Regions from separate parts of the Homo sapiens genome. Here region 2 is linked to region 1. The links are chromatin loops, found by intact Hi-C in ENCODE. Cell type or tissue: IMR-90. All regions are shown on one strand. Each heading gives the region's core, and the rest is flanking DNA. Links, peaks and the distances in the headings are about the cores only.

Region 1 (2,922 bases), core at 189-2,688:
TTCGTATGGTTTTTGATGTCTCAATTTCCTTCAGTTCAGCGCTGTTTTGGTTAGTTCTTGCCTTTTGCTAGCTTTGGGATTGGTTTTCTCTTGTTTCTCCAGTTCTCTAGTTGTGATGTTAGGTTGTTGGATTTGCAGTCTTTCTAACTTTTTGATGTGGGCGTTTAGTGCTATAAATTTCCCTCTTAACACTGCTTTAGCTATGTCCCAGAGATTCTTGTATGTTGTATCTTCTCATTAGTTTCAAATAATTTCTTTATTTCTGCTCTAATTTTATTATTTACCCAGGAGTCATTCAGGAGTAGACAGTTTAATTTTCATGTAAGCGTGTGGTTTTGAACAATTTTCTTAGTCTTGATTTCTATTTTTATTGTACTATGGTTCGAGAGTGTAGTTGGTATGATTTTGGTTTTTTGAAATTTGCTGAAGATTATTTTATGTCTGATTGTGTTGTCGATTTTAGAATATGTCCCATGTGCAGATGTGAAGAATGTATATTCTCTTGTTTTGTGGTAAAGTGTCCTGTAGATCTCTACTAGGTCCATTTGGTCATGTGTTAAGCTCAGGTCCTGAATATCTTTGTTAGTTTTCTACCTCAATGATCTGTCCAAGTATACTGTAGGTCTCTAAGAATTACAAATCTAGGTGCTTCTGTGTTGAGTGTGTATATATATTTAAGATAGTTAGGTTTTGTTAAATTGAGCCCTTTATCATTATGTAACTTCTTTGTCTTTATGATCTTTGTTGGTTTAAAGTCTGTTTTGTCTGAAGTAAGAATAGCAACCCCTGCTTTTTTCCATTTTCCATTTGCTTGGTTGATTTTTCTCCATTCCTTTACTTTAAGCCTATGGGTGTCACTGCATGTGAGATGAGTCTCTTGAAGACAGCATACCACTGGGTCTTGGTTTTTTATCCAACTTGCCACTCTGTGCCTTTTAATTGGGGAATTTAGCCCATATACATTCAAGGTTAGTACTAATCTGTGCATATTTGATCCTACTGCCATATTATTAGCTAGTTATTATACAGACTTGTTGACTTGTGTGTGTGGTTGCTTTATAGTGTCATGGGTTTATGTACTTAAGTGTGTTTTGGTAGTGGCTGGTAATGGTCTTTCCTTTCCATATTTAGCACTCCCTTCAGGATATCTTGTAAGGCAGGTCTGGTAGTAATGAATTCTTTTAGCATTTGCTTCTCTGAAAAGGATCTTATTCTTCCTTCACTTATGAAGCTTAGTTTGGTTGGATATGAAATTCTTTGGAATTTCTTTTTTTTCTTTTTTCTTTCTTTCTTTTTTTTTTGAGACAGAGTCTTGCTCTGTTGCCCAGGTTGGAGTGCAGTGATGTAATCCTGGCTCACTGCAACCCCTGCCTCCTGGGTTCAAGCAATTCACCTGCCTCAGCCTCCGGAGTAGCTGGGATTACAGGTGCTTGCCACCACGCCTGGCTAATTTTTGTATTTTAGTAGAGGTGGGGTTTCACCATTTTGGCTAGGCTGGTCTGGAACTCCTGACCTCGTGATCTACCCCCCTCAGCCTCCCAAAGTCTGGGATCCCAGGTGTGAGCCACTGCACCCAGCCTCTTTTCTTTAAGAATGCTGAATATGGATGGGCGCAGTCGCTCACACCTGTGATCCCAGCACTTTGGGAGGCTGAGGCAGGCGGATCATGAGTTCAGGAGATCGAGACCATCGTGGCTAACACAGTGAAACCCCATCTCTACTAAAAAAAAAATACAAAAATTAGCCAGGCATGGTGGCGGGCGCCTGTAGTCCCAGCTACTCGGGAGGCTGAGGCAGGAGAATGGTGTGAAACCTGGAGGTGGAGCTTGCAGGAGCTGAGATCGCGCCACTGCACTCCAGCCTGGGTGACAGAGCGAGACTCCATCTCAAAAAAAAAAAAGAAAGCTGAATATATGCTCCCAGTTGCTTCTGGCTTGTATGGGTTTCTGTTGAAAGGTCTGCTGTTAGCCTGATGTATCTCCAAGTTTTAAAATATTTAAATAGATGTGCCGATTTTCACTATGTAAATTCTGAAGTGATGTATGAAAGTATGTAATACATGTGGCTTAACACCTGAAATAAAATCATTCACAAAATATCTTAATATAAGAATGAGGTTATTTATTGTTTGCCTATACTTGTGATAATTTTAAAGACAAACCCCTATAGGCACTGCTTTAAGATTTTAAAAGACATTAATGATTGAACTGCAAACTGATAGGATTTACAGTGTTGGCAAAGAATGGGACATGAGCACTGGTGTTGGAAGGATACTTTTAAGTGGTTCTGTGGTTCATGAGTTTAAAAAATTAAGCTTTATATCAGAGTTTTTCTTCATTAATAAAATAATGACCCTTTATTTAGTCAGTTTATGACTGCCTAAAATATGACATTTTTCACATTTGAATAGCCTATCAATTTGATACTAGTTTTTCCAGGTTGTATGGCCATGGAAATTCTGCTTCTTGTATTCACTAACCCTTAGAGTTTTCTGTCTCTTCTCATTCACTGCCACTGACTGTTCTTCTGTCCAGTTATACTGGTAGTTTCCTCATATGCTGATAAGATTAGTGAGGTCATCTGTGTGAAGTGGTAAGCATAGTGCCAGGCACATGATAAGTGCTAAATACATGTCAGTGACTTTTATTATTACTTTACACTCTTATCTGCCACATCTAATATACTTTATGCCTCACCTTCCTGGTACCAGAAGTGAATTAATTACTCCCTGTTTTCTGAAACATGCCTTTCATTGTATTCCTTAGATTACATTGGTTTGTGTTAGGAGACTCTAACTTTTGCCTTAGAAATGTTGACATAACTCATGGTTAGGTTCCTATTGAATAGGCTTTTACAACTTTTACAGTCTGGCTTGTGACTTAATCTCCATCTAATACTAGTTGCTGTACGATGGAAACCATT
Region 2 (2,922 bases), core at 216-2,715, 60 kb after region 1:
CACTCCAGCCTGTGTGACAGAGCAAGACTCCATCTCAAAAAAGAAATAAACAGATAAATAAATATAGACTTTCTCTTTAACATATTTGTAACTCCTTCTCCACAGGTGAAAAACCTGGATACCATTACTCTGAATAAGCCTACTTATTTAGTCAAGCCTAGAATACACAGAAAGTGCTTTAAGAATTGCTTAACTCATATCATTAGTTGCTAACTCATTCCACTGCAAAAAAGCAAACAGATTTCAATTTTGTTTAAAGTCCTTTTTTCTTTAGGTAAAATTTACAAACAGTAAAATATAAAAATAATTTTATATTCTTTTTATATATTCTAAAAACTGTAGAATTTTATGAATCTTGACAAATACTCATAACCTGTGTTATAACCCTCACCCCAAAAAGATACTGAAATCACCTTCTCCCCAGAAAATTCTCTGTGTTCTTCCCAATCAATCCTTCCTCCTTCATCCTCCCAAAGGCAATTTAGACTTTTTTCCACTACAGATTAATTTTACCGGTTCCAGAAATTCATATAAATAGAATCATACCATGTTTCTGTTGTTCCCAGTTCTTTTCACTCAGGAAACACAACTGTATATATCAGTAGTTCATTATTTTTTATTGATGAGTGGTATTTGTTGTTTAAATATACCACAATTTCTTTAATCTCCAGGGTTATTTCAGTTTGGGATTATTTTGAATAAAGCTGTTATGATCATTCTCGATGTGGTTTTAATCTGCAATTCCCTTATGTATAGTTGTTGGGTTCTTTTTTATGTGTTTGGTGACCCTTCCTTTGTGAAATGTCTGTTCAAGTCTTTTGCCCATTTTTTAATTGGTTGTCTTTTTTCTTATTCAACTGTAGGATATTTTCATATATTCTGTATACAAGAATTTTTTCAGATGTTTTGTGCATATTTTTACTCAGTCTGTTCCTCAGTTTATTTTCTTAATTGCTTTATAGAAGTTTATAAATTTATTAATAGATTATACCTATTATATTAATACATGTGATTAAAAACTAACTTTTCCTTTTTTGGCATGTCAAATAAAACTTTGTACAATCTTTGAGAGAAAAAAAAAAGATTGCACCACTGCACTCTAGCCTGGGTGTCAGAGTGAGACCCCATCTAAAAATATATATATATTACAAATTGACTAGATTCAGTAGTATCCTTTGGTGGCATAATCAGGACTTTTACTTGTATTAGTTCAGTAATTTTTTTTAGATTTCCTTTATTATTTTCAGGGTACTGGGTAGGGGCAGTTATATAGGGAACTATCTTGGTAGATACTCAGTTGGCTTTGTAATTGGGATTTTTTTTTTCTTTCTTTGATGACTAGTGAATTTAATGGATGTCAGACTCATTTGTTTTACACTGAAGAACCAAAATACTTTTTGTCATTTAATATAAATAACCCTCAGACTATTTACTTTTTTAGGGTTACTCATGGCTCTATTTATCACTGTAAATATTAGTATTTCAGTGTTTGGGAAAACATTCTTTCCAGTAATTATTTTTTAAAAAAAGAAAAGCTTAGTTTTAAATAAATGATTGCAACATTGCAAGCTTAAAATGGTGATACAGAACTTCTCATGGAAACCCACTAAAAATAAAATTAGACTTAGTCATTGGTACCCTGGACATGAGGCAGATATGAAATGTCTAGGACCAGAGAGTTAGCTGGCTTAAAAGATTTACTTGAATAACATTCTGTGAGTGGTAGAAGCTCCCATTTCTCTTTTTTTTTTTTTTTTTGAGATGGAGTTTTGCTCTTGTTGCCCAGGCTGGAGTACAGTGGCGTAATCTTGGCTCACCGCACCCTCCACCTGCCAGATTCAAGCGATTCTTTTGCCTCAGCCTCCCAAGTAGCTGGGATTACAGGCATGCACCACCACGCCTGGCTAATTTTGTATTTTTAGTAGAGACGGAGTTTCTCCACGTTGGTCAGGCTGGTCTTGAACTCCCGACCTCAGGTGATCCGTCCATCTCTGCCTCCCAAAGTGCTGGGATTACAGGCGTGAGCCACCGCGCCCACCCAGGAGCTCCTATTTCTATACTTGGCAGTTAAAGTCACCTAGGCCACCAAAAGACTGTCTCTCCAGTTACTTCCTCCAGCAAATATAAATAATATTCCTCCTAATATATGGTGACTTCACTTTAAGTAAGGTATGGCAATAGTAGCTCTTTGCATTATCTCTAGTTCCCTTGTTAGGGGAATGCTATGATGGTAATGCTCTCTAGTTTTAGTTACTCTTGAAAGTCTCATTTTATAGTTTAAGATTCATATTTAGTACTTCTAATTATTATTTACAAACACCACTACAATGCAGTCTTAGTCACAGATTCCTGTATTTTGTGGGTCAATTCATGTCTCCCAGAATATAACTAAAATGACATGACCAATATTGCCTTATTTTTCAGCTGTCCTCTGCTAATTGTTTTACAGGTTCACTGTGTTTTATTATAATGGGTCATATAAAATCAGGATGTAAAGCTTATTTTTAATGAAACTGAATCATTGAGTAATAAAAATATTTGGATACTGTTTAAGTAATTTAATATGCAGAATACTTCTTGAGGGTAATTCAGATATTCTTTCCTGGACATTAATTTGACAGATAAGTGATTTATATTTGAGGCCAGGCACAGTGGCTCATGCATATTATCCCAGCAGTTTGGGAGACCGAGGTGGGTGGATCCCTTGAGCTCAGGAGATCAAAACCAGCCTGGGCAACATGGCAAAACCCCACCTCTATAAAAAATATAAAAATTAGCTGGGCATGGTGGCATGCACCTGTATTCCCAGCTACTTGGGAGGCTGAGGTGGGAGGATTGCTTGAGCCCAGGAGGCAGAGGTTGCAGTGATTGAGCCGACATTGTGCCACTGCACTCCAGCCTGGGTGACAGCAAGACCTTGTC

What was found. Hi-C counts contacts between places; a loop is a spot of excess contacts. Peaks named below come from ENCODE experiments on the same cell type or tissue, not always from the same donor. Only the 100,000 strongest peaks of a DNase experiment are listed, where the experiment ranks them.
Region 2: a loop joins it to region 1, with 2.8 times the contacts of the local background. A loop is called at or near these places in 1 of 110 quality-filtered maps.

What each region holds. Positions count from the first base shown.
Region 1 is chr2:203,103,577-203,106,498 of GRCh38, forward strand. All of the region lies in intron 12 of NBEAL1 (neurobeachin like 1), which reads left to right. Among named protein-coding and RNA genes, the nearest start is that of NBEAL1, 90 kb to the left of the region's middle. In IMR-90, for the core only: no CTCF peak of the experiment used is centred there; no DNase peak of the experiment used is centred there.
Region 2 is chr2:203,163,121-203,166,042 of GRCh38, forward strand. All of the region lies in intron 36 of NBEAL1 (neurobeachin like 1), which reads left to right. Among named protein-coding and RNA genes, the nearest start is that of CYP20A1, 74 kb to the right of the region's middle. In IMR-90, for the core only: no CTCF peak of the experiment used is centred there; a DNase peak (open chromatin) is centred at 1,561; H3K27ac peaks cover 542 bases.